Regions from separate parts of the Homo sapiens genome. Here region 1 is linked to region 2. Evidence: chromatin contacts called from ENCODE Hi-C or POLR2A ChIA-PET data. All regions are on one chromosome and are shown on one strand. Each heading gives the region's core, a stretch centred on a gene start or an enhancer-like site at or near the end of the contact. The rest is flanking DNA. Distances are from core to core; before and after follow the strand shown.

Evidence for each region. A loop is a pair of places that touch in the nucleus more often than their neighbours do. ChIA-PET counts read pairs that join two places held with the same protein, here RNA polymerase II (POLR2A). Pooled maps may share reads with other maps.
Region 1: a loop to region 2 is called in a pooled map, with 2.0 times the contacts of the local background. The contact joins two enhancer-like sites. A Hi-C loop is called at or near these places in 2 of 50 pooled maps. POLR2A ChIA-PET finds 5 or more read pairs at or near these places in 3 of 52 experiments (OCI-LY7, activated B cell and activated naive CD8-positive, alpha-beta T cell).

Annotation. Positions count from the first base shown.
Region 1 is chr14:65,297,550-65,304,388 of GRCh38, forward strand. No RefSeq gene overlaps it. Among named protein-coding and RNA genes, the nearest start is that of MIR4708, 34 kb to the right of the region's middle. RefSeq lists enhancers at 4,733-4,832, 4,853-4,922 and a silencer at 5,403-5,502. Within about 2 kb of position 5,047, at least 10 of the 41 ENCODE cell types and tissues checked have a DNase peak (open chromatin) inside an H3K27ac peak, as active enhancers do.
Region 2 is chr14:65,563,481-65,570,404 of GRCh38, forward strand. The region is part of intron 3 of FUT8 (fucosyltransferase 8); the gene reads left to right. Among named protein-coding and RNA genes, the nearest start is that of MIR625, 96 kb to the left of the region's middle. Within about 2 kb of position 3,816, at least 2 of the 41 ENCODE cell types and tissues checked have a DNase peak (open chromatin) inside an H3K27ac peak, as active enhancers do.

The sequences.
Region 1 (6,839 bases), core at 3,797-6,296, 260 kb before region 2:
AGGCAGGAGGATGGCTTGAGCCCAGGAGTTTGAGGCTGTAGTACGCTATCATCGTGCCTATAAATAGCCACCTGGACAATATAGCAAGACCCTGTCTCTAAATAAATAAATACATTTTCAAAAAGAAAAATCTCTGGAGACCCTGTTGTTCCTCAGGGTTCCCCTCAGACATTTCTGTAAGTCTTCAGGGGTGTCTCAGGTATGTTCACCAGTAAGTCTTCGTAGCTACCAAATCTCACATTTATCTTGGATTCTCCGCCAACCTCCCCCTCCTCTACTCTGCTTTCTTTTGGTCTTGTCTGACTGTGAGCTCTCGCCTACCATTTTGCAGTGCCTGCCATGTAGGGTACTAATATCTGAGCAAATAGTGCTGCCTCCTGCTTAAAGCCAATGATGTCAACACTGAGTCAATAGCACCAAGGCCGCTGCAACTGCCACTCCCTAAAGCTTAAGGTATTCACCAAAGGTACCACCATCCCCCATTGCAGCTGCCTTGTGCCTGTCTCCTAGGTCACCTCGGAGAGCCTCCTAGCTGAGACTCTACCCACTGAAGCAGGAAGTGTTCCTTGGTGGCTCCTATTCCACAGGTCCCACGTGGATCTGCAAGTTGAGGAAGATCCCTGAACCATACTCGCTTCTGCTTGTCCCCACAGTGCTGTCTGTGTGTCCTCAATATCTCAAAGAAATTTTGTGTGACTGTGTCTACATCAGCTCTCCATCACCTAAGCCTCCTATCCTATCCTGTGTGATTAGGACTTAATCACAGCCATGGGATGCTGGGTGGGAAACAACTGGAGAGACATACACCCAGCAGTTACTTGAAACCACTCCTTCCCCCCACCAGAAGCCAAGGGCATTATTACCAACTAGTGTTTTTCAGTTTCTCTCTCTTATTTATTTATTTTTAGAGACAGGGTCTTGCTCTGTTGCCCAGGGTAGAGTGCAGTGGTGTAAGCATAGCTCATTGCAGCCTTGAACTCCTGGCTCAGTACATTGCAGCTAGCTATGGCTCTGCCCTGTATCAGAAAAATCCCTGGAGCTCGGCCTGGTTGCACACGCCTGTTGTCCCAGCTACTCAGGAGGCTGAGGCAGGAGGATGGCTTGAGCCCAGGAGTTTGAGGCTGCAGTACACTATCATTATGCCTGTCAATAGCCACATGGGCAATATAGCAAGACCCTGTCTCTAAATAAATAAATAAATTTTTAAAAAGAAAAGATCTCTTGGGGCTGGGCACAGTGGCTCACGCCTGTAATCCCAGCACTTTGGGAGGCCAAGGCAGGTGGGTCACCTGAGGTCAGGAGTTGGAGACTAGCCTGACCAACATGGTGAAACCCTGTCTCTACTAAAAATACAAACATTAGCCAGGCATGGTGGCGCAAGCCTGTAATCCCAGCTACTCAGAAGGCTGAGTGAGGCAGGAGAATCACTTGAACCCGGGAGGTGGAGGTTGCAGTGAGCGGAGATTGTGCCATTGCACTCCAGCCTGGGTGACAAGAGCGAAACTCCGTCCGAAAAAAAAAAAAAAAAAGAAAGAAAAGGAAAGAAAAGAAAAAAATCTTTGTAGACCTTGTCATTCCTCAGGGTTCCCCTCAGACATTTCTGTAAGTCATCAGGGGTGTCTCAGGTATGTTCACCAGTAAGTCCTCTTAGCCCAGGAGTTTGAGACTGTAGTACACTATCATTATGCCTGTCAATAGGCACCTGGGCAATATAGCAAGACCCTGTCTCTAAATAAATAAATAAATAAATATGTTTTTAAAAAGAAAAATCTCTGGAGACCTCCCACCTCAGCCTCCTGAGTAGCTGGGGCTACAGGCACGTTCGCCGTGCCAAGCTATTTTTTTTTTAATCTTTATTTTTGTAGAGATAGGGTCTCACTATGTTGTCCAGGCTGACCTCAAACTCCTGGCCTCAGTGATTCTCCCACATCAGCCTCCCAAGGTGCTGGGATTACAGATCTGAGCAACCCACCCAGCCTCTCACTCTCGTAGAAAGAGTCTTTTCTGGTGGCTTCCAGGTCCCTCATACAAAAAAAGGCTCCTGACAGGGTTCTCCACTGGCCCTATACCCAAGACCAGACATGAGCCCCCATCTAAAGACAGCTTGTTTCCAGCCCAGAGCCTCATCACTTTTAAAAGGGAAAAATTCGACAGTAAAAGCATTAACTTTCTTAGGCCTTTCAGATTTGATCAACTGAAAATTAATACCGAGAATTACAAAATTAAGGACTTCTTGGATAAACATTAGAAAAACAAAACTGATTAAGATTATTTGGTAAAAAGCAGAGGTAGAAAGTTCTACCCTTTAAGAACAGATTAGAGGAAAAATTGCACAGAAGCCGGTAAGGAAGGAGTTATCTGCAGAGCCGGTGTCTGATATGCAAAATGCTGATAAGGCTTAGAAACTCAGAAGACCTGAGGAGGCCCCCTTTGATACTGTTTGATAAAGCAACAAGCGCAATCACAGTGCCAGGGCCTGTGCTAGGAATTGTATGTACCCTGTCTTTAATCTTCAAACAACTCTGTGTTACTGGAAAAAACACCTGCCCACACCCACTCCCTCCCCTACTCACCCAACAGGGCCTGGGAGGAAAAGAAGTCCTGTTTCTCAGAGCAAATGTAACCTGGCAGCCCTTAAAAATACAATTGGTGGCCAGGCATGGGGGCTCATACCTGTAATCCCAGCACTTTGGGAGGCTGAGGCGGACAGATCACCTGAGGTCGGGAGTTCAAGACCAGCCTGACTAACATGGAGAAAACCTGTCTCTATTAAAAATACAAAAATTAGCCAGGCATGGTTGCACATGCCTGTAATCCCAGCTACTCGGGAGGCTGAGGCAGGAGAATCACTTGAACCCAGGAGGCAGAGGTTGCCGTGAGCTGAGATCGCGCCATTGCACTCTAGCCTGGGCAACAAGAGCGAAACTCTGTCTCAAAAAAAAAAAAATACAATTGGTAATTTTAAAGCTTTAGCAGAGTTCTTGGATATGTGGAGGGAGAGCAAAGTTTGCAGCAGGAACTGGAGAGAGATGAATTGGTTGCGTTATGTTATGCCGTTATTATCCCTTAGGAAGGATCTGTGTTTCCTCTAGAAGGTGAGGGCAGAGGAGGAAGAGAAAGGAAAGAAAAGGAAGACAAAGTGGCTCGAGAACATATCGGGAGACTGGATCCGGAACAGGGAAAAATGCCAAGGGACAGACAGACTGAGAGAATACATAATATGTATGTAGAGAGAGCTTATATCTATAGAGTGCCATATATGTGTGTGTGTGTGTGTGTGTGTGTGTGTGTGTGTGTGTGTGTGTGTGTGTGTATAAATTTAGTGTAGAGAAAGGATCTCGCTTTGTTGCCCAGACTGGTCCAAAACGCTTAACTTCAAGTGATCCACCCACCTCAGCTACCAAAGTGCTGGGATTACAGGTGTGAGCCACCACACCCAGCTAACAATATTGATTTTTTAGTATGCCTAGCAGGATATAAATCCCTCCATGCCAAGCTTGTCTAAACCGCGGCCTACGGACTGCATGTGGCCCAGGACGGCTTTGGATGTGGCCCAACACAAATTTGTATACTCTCTTAAAACATTATGAGATTTATGCACGGACCATTTTTTTTTTTTTTTTTTTTTAGTTCATCAGCTATCGTTAGTGTTAGTGTATTTTATGTGTGGCCCAAGACAATTCTTCTTCTTCCAATGTGGCCCAGGGAAGCCAAAAGATTGGATACCTCTGCTCTATGCAAAGCCTTAGGTGACTGAGTTTTTGTTGAAATTAAGGAAAGAACTGAGCTCTACAACTGGATTGACATGGCATAGGTTAGAGGCAGCGTGTGACAGGTGATGAGCCAATATTCCAGAATTTAAATAATCCTGGGGAAGTAGGAGCTCACAGCCTGGGTGATTGTATGCATAGGACGATTGTATGCATCTTCAGAAAGTTTTCAGAAATCCCAGGGGGGTAATGGACTGCCTATACCCCTGTGACGGGTATTTGAGGACATCTTACCTAAAAATTAAGGGCCAGGAAGACTCTCCAACCTCTGTTTATACCTAAAATTACATAGTATGTATGATTTTTGAATCAAGTTGTCATTTTGCATCACATTTATAAACATTTCCAATGTCATTAGAATGTCTTCACTTTTAAAGTTTAGCGCAATGTGGGTACACCTTAATTTTAATTCTATAAAATTGACTATTCTGGCTGTTTCCAGCCTTGTTTTATGTTTTGTGTTTTTTTGCAATTATAACTACCGCTATGATAAACATCTGCGCAATACATTTTTACTAGGCAGCAGCTTAACCATGCCAACGTAATCCAGACTGACCAGGATTCTCAAATTTAGTCTCCATCGAGAGACCAAATATGCAAATGGACAATGGCCAGACCATATATGAAAACTGAACTCTGATCCACAGCCTCTGTAGCGACCAGCCCAGGAAGCCAAACCACAGCCTCTATAGCAATCAGCCCCCAGTCAGGACTTGGTCAATCATTGCCAGGTTCCCTAAATTTTGGCCCTCCTTCCAACTCAGGACCAACCAGAGAAAGCCAGATATGCTCTCTACACCAATTCTATAGGGCACCCTGCTTCTCAGTAGCCTGCCTCCAGCTCTTTCATGCCAACAACCTCCTATCAGAGCACACCTGAAGCCCTCCCCTTTTTTTCTCACTCTAAAGCTTGCCTACTCCCCCGCCTGACTTTGACTATCTGCTAAAACCAAGTGCTAGTGGCTGACTCCCTCGCTATAGAGAGCTCTCCATAAATCTTCTCTGCTTGTTCTCATTCGGGTTTATGTCTACACTGAGATATGCAAAGCGTATCTCAGGTCAACCTGGTAGACACTGAACCCAAAGGACTATCACAGGCCAAACACTACATAGGAGGCTTTTCTATCATGAGCCATTGGAAAATTCCTGGCCATTTCTAGAAGGACATCTAGCAGAAAAACACCACCTCCACACGCCATGCATACCTACCAGATAGAAGGCCCTGGGCCCCATGTTGGCTTTGACCACTTCATGCCTTTGCAGTACCAGAAGCAGCAGAAGCAGAAAGCCACAGAAAATAAATCAGCTGCTGAGTTCAAATTGCTGCAGTCCATCACGCTGCCGTGTCGCCAGCTCGTGGTGCCAGGCCAATTACTACCACAAGCACTGAAGTCACTTTTCAAAACATGGTCAAACAAACTCCAGCAGGGCCAGCTAGGCGTTAAAACACTCAGACACAATTGTCAAAGCAAAGATTTATGTGCCAGTAAATAAAAGTCAGGGCTCCAGTTTAGTAATCACCTGGCCGACAGCCTGAAGGTTAACCCTTTCTGGACAGACCTGACCCACTGTCAATTCAGAGAGACAAGAATAAAGAGGGCAGAAGGGGATGGGGTGGGAGGGAGCAGGGTGGGGTCCAGTCAGACTGAAACTGGGGTGATTTTCTGTGCTGTCATTCCTAGGCCACCACAACTTTGGGGGCTGTGGGTGACTGTCAACTCAGATCATCTGTGAGGCAGGTGTGACTGTTTCCTATGTCTTCTTAAGCCTCTTAAGTTCACACAGTTACCCAGAACCATCAGGAAACGGAGATAGATTTTCTCCCACTGTGTCCAGCACTGAGGTTCCCTTAAGGTTTGCAAGTTTCTTTTTAGTATTTAACTCTTTGAAGGACACATGACAAGTAGACCCACCCTTATTTGATTAGGACTCCCTCACCAGGGGTGTTAGAAGTGCCATTGCAGATGCTTACATTCTAGGCACACAAGAAAAAATCTTAAAAGCTCCTCTCTAGCCCAGCATTCTGAGAAATGATGCTGTCTAACTTTAAATAGGCTTTTAAAGTCTATTAAGCATCATTTACAAATCCCACTGGGTTTTAATCTCTGCAAACCTTCCGAGTTGGTATCACCATTATCATTATTCCCTTCTGAGGCTCAGAGAGTTTAACTGACTTGCCCATGAGCACGAAGCTAGGAAGCGACACAGCTGGGGCTCATCTGACTCCAGAATCCAGTGGTACTTTGGGGATGGGGCTGGAGGGTTAGGGGTGGGAGGCGGGTAGGAAATCCAGCTTTCACTAGAGCTGGAGGTGTTTGCCCTAAGCTTCCTGATACAAGGGGAGGGTGGTGATTTTGAGGGTTTACAAGGCTCACAGGGAGACCCATGGCTGGAAATCACCTCTGGGTTCTCTTCAAGCCCCGGAAAGGGAGTGCCCGAATGAAACAGCTCTTCTGGTATTTTAATGGAACAAAAAGCCCGAAATACAAGGAGCTGGCTGGTTGCTGGGACGGCCCCTAACTTACTCTTTAACTGTAATGAACTGGTCATTTCCTGGATGTAAAGGAAAAGTTTAAGAAAAAAGTGACAGAGAAACCCCCTCCCAGCCCCCCAGCCCCCCAGCCCAGCCAGCTGCAGCGAGGAAAACAAATGAGCTTCTATAGATGGAATCCTTTGTTTGAATAGAGGCTAATTGTGGCTCCTCTGCTTGTAACCTGGGGTCAGGTGGCTGACACCCAAACGGTTCCCTCAAGGCAGTAACTACGAGCCCCTGGAAGAATGAGCACACTGGGACTCGGGAAGGGACCACTTACAAGAAAGGTCTGAATCTGGAAGAAGCAAAGGATCAAGTCAGACGTGTGAAGAATAAGGAGCCCGTGGATCTAGAGAGAAAGAACATTTTTCTGTGAAGAGTTTCCCCTCCTTATCCTCTCTCCCTGCCACATTTAGGTAAAAAGACCCAGTGATAAATAGCACCTGCCAGCCATGGTAGGCATGACCAGAGTGGCATGCGGCCTGTGCATAGGGTGCTGGATGAGGGCAGAGGCACCCATGGAGGTGCAAGCCTGT
Region 2 (6,924 bases), core at 2,566-5,065:
AAACTCTGAATAACTGTATTGCCTTCCTGAGCAGAAAACAGAGAAATCAGTGACCTAAACATCTTAGGTATGAGATCACCAAGAATAGCTACTATTCTAGTTGATTTTGGAGTTTGCTTTGATTGTAATCAAATCTCCTTCTATATCATGGGAATTTTGCTCCTAAAAAGATTTTTCCCCTTAACAATTTAGACTTATAAATAATTGCTCACTTTCCTTATGGTTCCATCTTCAATACTGATATTTCAATTTGTTTATTTCTGACTGCCAAATGTCTTGTTTTTGTTGCATGAAGGGAAAGCTTGCTTTAGTATGGGTTTTTCTTTCTGCAAAATAATCTTTAGGTCTATTAAGTCACTTTCTTTATATTCTTATATGTTGAAATTAATTTCTCAACTACATTTAAATGTAGAGACTACTTTCAAGAGCTGAATCACCTAAGTCATGTGGTAATACCATGTAATTACAGTCTGAAAACAGACTAAGCAAATAGGCCCATGTTTATATAAGGGAATATAATTTCAGGAAAATAGTTTATAGTTATTTTCCCTCAACCTCATTGGGCCCTTTCATTGACTTTACTGCTGGGGCCATTTGTATTTCTTCCAAAGGGATGTCGTTTTAGAGCCCTCTGGCATGAAAGGAAGAGCAATGGAGGTGCTACTAGCATTGGGATTTTTTTCCCCTTATAGTAATTAAGTTAATATTTTGTACTCAATTTGCTATGTCTTTTTCATATAAGAAAATGTGTTCACAAGTCAGACTACAAAAGATTAATTCAGATGTTTATAACTAGGTCGTTTCTTTGAGATAAGGCATATGGATTGGAGTTGGAAAGCAACACAAAAGCTTGAAACTACAATTTTTTAGATTTTCTAGATTCAAGTCAATAATCTGAAAAGCCATTAACAAATCTTTCGGCTAGAATTTTCTGATTTTGTTGATAGTTTTAGAAATTTAGGAAAATAATTTAAATATCGTATCTTGGAGGGATGCAAATGTAGAAGCACAATATATAGGAGGTTGCAGTGTATTTGTGTAAATCTGATCTATTGATGAGTAATGTCTGTACATAAAATTCACTTCCTTTATCGTAGATGTCTGTGAGTTTTGGCAAATACAGTCACGTAACCATCACAAAAACTATAGATGAATTCTACCTCCCTCTAGAATTCTGTTGTTCCCTCTTATGGTCAAATTCTGTCCTGACCTCCTGTCCCTGGCACTTAACTGATCTGATTTCTGTCACACTTTTTTCCTGTTTCAGAATGTCATATAAATTGAATTACATAGTATGTAGCCTTTTGAGTCTGTCTTTTTTCACTTACTATAATGTTTTTGAGTTTCATCAATACTATTGTCTGTATTAGTAGTTCATTCTTTTTTATTGCTGAGTAGTATTTTTATTCTTTTTAAATGTTGAGTAGTATTCCGTTATATTGATGTGTCTTAGCCCATTTAGCATTGCTATCACAGAATACCTGACACTGGATAGTTTATAGAGAAAGAAGTTATTTGGCTCATGATTCTGGTGGCCAGAAAGTCCAAGATTGAACAGCTGCATCTGGTGAGGGCCTGAGGCTGCTTCAATTCATGGTGGGAAGTGGAAGGAGAGTAAGCGTGTATAAAGAGATCACATGATAAGAGAGGAAGCAAGACAGAAACCGAGGAAGCCAGACTTTTTTAAACAACCTGCTCTTTTGGTAACTATTCCATTCCCATGAGAAGGAGAACTCAGTCATCTCTGAAGGAGGAGCATTAATTTATTCATGAGGGATCTAGCTCCATAACCCAAATACCTCCCACTAGGTCCCACCTGCCAATACTGCCATGTTGGGGATCAAATTTCAACGTGAGTTTTGATGAGGACAAACCACATCCAAATCATAGCAAGATATATCACTTTTTTTTTTTTAATCCATTCACCAATTGAAGAATGTGAGGTTATTTCCATTTTGGGGCAGTTGTGAACAAAGTCACTATTAACCTTTGTTTCATAAACTTTTGTATGACCATAGTTTTTATTTCTCTTGGGCAAATACCTAGGAGTGGAACTGCTGGGTCATATGTTAACTGCATATTTAACTTTATAAGAAGCAACCCAGTTCTTTTTCTAGAGTACCTGTACCGTTTTGAAATTCCTACCAGAAATTCTTGAGAGTTCTACTTGCTCTCCTCCTACCCAGCATTTGCTATTGTCAGTTATCTTTATTTTAGTCATTGTAACAGATATATAATACTATCTCATTGAGGTTTCAATTTATATTTCTGTAATGAATGATATTGGCCATTTTTTTAATGTGTTGATTTGCCATTCATATGTCATCTTTGGTGAAGTGTTTATTCATTTCACCAAAGAATCTGTTGTCTATTTTAAAAAATCAAACTGTTTTCTTTTAATAAGTTCTTTGAAAAAATTATTTTTAAAAAACATATAAACACAAAATTATATTTATTAGTAATATAAAATATGGTATAATATAATAAAAAACAAAAACATGGTGGCATAAAACAATCATTTATTTGCTCTTGATTTTTCCAATTTGGGTTAACTTCAGCTAGGCTTTTTTTCTAATTATAAATAGGGTCACTCATGTGGCTGCAGTCATCTGGTGGCTTGGTTATGGTTGGGCAGTCCAAGATGACCTCACTTACATATTTGGCAATTAGGTCGACCATTAACTGGCTCACTTCCATATTTCTTTTCTGGAAGGATAGCCCAGATTTCTTACATGGTAGTGTTCCAAGAGGAAAATAGCAGGAATTGCATGGCCTCTTGAGACTGAGCATCAGAAGTAACACAGTGTCAATTCTGCCACATTCTGTTCATTGCAAGTCAAGAGGCCTACCCATATTCAAAAATGGAAGAAATAGATACTGCATCTTGGTTGATGGAACTACAAAGAATGTGTAACCGCATTTAACCTACCGTTCTCACCACAGAAGGGAAGTTGAATAGATTGGATTAGGTCAAATCATGGTGGGCTTATATAGCCAGAGTTATGTATAGACCCGATTGATAGATAATAGAGAACAATAGTTGGTTTTCAGCAGAGGAATGACACAGTGAAAATGGTTGAGGAAGATTTAGATTTTCAGGTGGATTTGGTGCATGTGCCAGATTGGAGTTAAGATATTTCTTGGGAAACTCTTAAAGTATTAATCTAGATAAGAGGTAATGCAACTTACACTGAAATTAATGATTGAATCAGTTGACTTTGATGCTTAGGTTTTCAACATGCCTGTATTTAGAGTTTCCCAGACATCTCTTTCTTTCTTGTTCATTGGTATCATGTTAGAACACATGTAGTGGGCCTTTAAAAAATTTAGAAATTATCACTTTCTCAGTCCTTTTATGCTTCATGTTCGTTTTGTTTCAAGTTTAATAATGTGAAATAGCTATTTGCTCACAGAATTTTTGCTCCTTGGGACTTGAACCAGCCATGTTGCTTCCTAGAGTTGAAATTTACCAGAAAACACCCAGAAAATTGTTGGTTTGTGCAGAAATCCCCTTGAGCAGTGAACCTCAACCTGGTTGGATGTCAATCTCATGGAGTTGTAAAATCTAAAAAGTGCTTAATTGACAACTTTCCTTTTAACCTAATCCTTGTTATTCTAGGGACATTTATTTTTGAGAACAGAACTTAAAAAAATTCAAATGTGGCTTTTGGCCTTTTGGCCGATTAATAGTTTTTTTGTTTATTTGTTTGGTCTAGGAAAGGAGAAGAGATTTCTTCTAGAATTTAGATGCTAGCTGTAAAACTGTAAATTTAAAAACCACAAAGAATGTATGATTAATTTCCGATTACCTGTTTTTCTGAGCTGTGTGTCATCTGCCAATACGGGTTACAGACAAAGCACAAATCTTCTGGTGGAAAAATTTGTCCCAGGCAACAGAAGTATACTGAGTTGGGTAGAAAGGAAACTGAAGTGGTTCTTCACAGGTCATGTTTTACTGTTGTTTGAGAAGATTGTGTTAAAAAGTGGGTTGCCTTTGTTCTAGTTGGTTGGTTGGAAGATTTTGCTCTAGACCGTCTTCTCTATAACTCCTAGTCTCTCATATAAGAAGTGTACATATATTCTTAAAGCCAGTGAGATAGATTGGAATGTGTACAGCACCTGCCATCTAATTATAACCTTTCATGATATCTGCCTTTTGCTTTTTCAATCTTGTATCCATTATTCCTCATGTTATCAAGAATATCTTATTTTTAAGATATAATGAAAGATACTCCTTCCCTGAGAACATTACAGTGGGAACAACATTCCTATCCTGATAGGCCTGATTAAGCAGATATTCTCTCCCTGGAATTTCTTGTAACTTTTTAACATTTTACTGGATTAAATTTGCTAACATTTTGTTTTGGATTTTTTCTATATAAATGAGCTGTTTATTTATGATTTTTCCTTCTTGTGATGTCTTTCAGGTTATCAAGGTTTATGCAGGCCAATTCTGTTCTCTGGAAAAGTTTATGTAAAGTTGATATTCATTTTCTTTTAAATATTATAATTCTACCAGTGAAGTTATCTGGGCCTGGAGTCTTTTTGTGGGGAAGGGTGGTGGCGAGGAAGGAGAACATATGGGAAGATTTTAGATTCTGGATTTCATCTCTTTAATATAAATTGGACTGTTCAGCTCTTTTTTTTTCTCATGTCAATTTTGGTGAGACGTGTTTTTCAAAGCATGTGTTCATTTTATCAGCATGTTCAAATGTTCTAGCTTAAAATTGTTCTTAGTGCCATTTTATTTTCTTCTCCATACTTGTATATCTATAGTAATGTCTCCTTTTTCATTCTTAATATTGGTTGTGTTTTCTCCTTTTATCTTGCTAACAGTTTATCAATTTAATTTGCTTTTTCAAAGAACCAACCTCTGTGCTTTTTTTTTCTTTATTGTATATCTGTTTTCTATTTTATTTTCTTTTATGTCCTGGAAAGCCTTAAATTTCTCTCTAAGCACAGCTTTCAGTTGTATTCCATAAGTTTTGATATTCTATTTTTGTCATTAATTTAAAATACTTTAAAATTTGTATTGTGATTTTTTTTTTCTATGACCCATAGGTTATTTAGTAGTTGTTACTTAATTTCCAAATTGGGCTATTCTGTTTATCTTTCAGATTTTGATTTCTAGTTTGTTCTTCAACCAGATAGAATTATATTCTATATTTCAGTTCTTTGAAATTTATTTAATGGCTTAGCAAATGACTTATGTTGTTGAATGCTTAAGAAATGTGTATTCTGTTGCTGAGTCTGATCTAGTATATATGTCATTTAAGTTAGGTTGGTTAATTAAGTTATTCAGATTTATTAATTTTTATAAACACTCATATTCTTTTATAATTGGCCACATATTTTTTCTTTCTAGTGTTCTTTACTCCTTCCTGTTATTCAGTTCTTTCATGTTGAATCATGTTCTTCAGCCTTAATAATATCCTATAGTATTTATAGTGCAGGTTTGATAGCAATAAATTCAGATTCTCTTTTTTAAAAACTTTATCTTTCATTTTGTTAGATATTTCTATTGAGTGTAGAATTTACTTTAGCAGTAATTTTTAAAAGCATTTAAAACATGTCATTTCATTGATTCCTGCCTTTCATAGTCTCTGAGAAGTCTGCAATTTTAAGAAGCGTATCTTTCTCTTTGGCTGAGTTTACTTTTTTTTTTGTCTTTGGTGTTAAGCACTTGACTATGAGTGCCTAGATATGGCTTTATTTGTTTTTATTCAGCTTGAAGTTCACTGAGCTGCTTAAATCTGGGAGTTGATGTATTTTATCAATTTTGGAAAACCCTCAGCTACTATTTCTTCAAATACTGCTTCTGAAGCCATTATTTTTTATTTTTTTCCTTATGGAATTCCAATTATATGTATTATTAAACTTATTTTTATGGTATCTCACATGGCTTTATGTGTCTTTCATGATCTAATTTCTCTTTGCACTTTATTTTGTATTATTTTCTATTGAACTGGCTTCCAACTTATTTCACCTGTCTTCTGTTTTGTTCATTGTGCCGTTAATCACACACAGTTAGTAATTTTTTATATTTTTTGATTCTAGAATACTCACTTGATTCTTTTTGATAATTTCAAATTTCTTTGGAAATTCTCCATTTTTCATCTGTCTTGTCCATGTTTCTTTTAATTTCTTAAATAGTTATTCTAATATAACTATTATATTTTCTCCTAATTTCTATTTCATGGATCACCTTTTGGTTGATTTCTTTTGATATTTATTTTGATTGTTAGTCAAATTTTCTGCCTCTTTGCATGTCTAGTGATTTTAAATTTAATATATTGTGTATAAAGGCACTGTGGAGGCTACAGAGGCTTTTCTCTGTTGGAGATTGGGCTTAATATTTCAATCCAGTACAATCAGTGATTGAACATGGCTGTGTTTTAGTTTTAGTAAAACCTAGCCCACTTTGTTTCTTCCTTGTTCCTCAGGTATAATTCTTCTAGGCTTTTTATTGACAATTTGGTAGATTTCTCTTCAGATTTGAAGTATAGGACATTTCTTCTGCCCTTCAGAGGTTTTGAGCTTTGCTCTTTGGTCTCTTGCTCCATGTAGCATCTAAATTTGACATACATTGAAGAGAAGACTAGCTGTGAGTTTAAGGTAGACCTCAAGCAGGACTTCATCCTGTAAATTTCGTAAGACTATGAGAAATTTCATTCTGTCTTAAAATTACTGTCTAGCCTTGGAGCCATAGAATCCAGCAAATCAATCATGGAGAAAACTGGCTATGTGTTTACTGCTCTTGCAGTTTCCAAATTTTCACACCACTCTTCTGTGTGATCCCTACCCAGAATCAGCAAATGCTTCCCAAGTAAGAACATAGCTAGTTCAGCCTGCTCTGGAATTTTAGTTAATTTAATCCCTCACTTCCACAGCTCTCTAATGCCTTTAAAAGGATTATATTTGCAA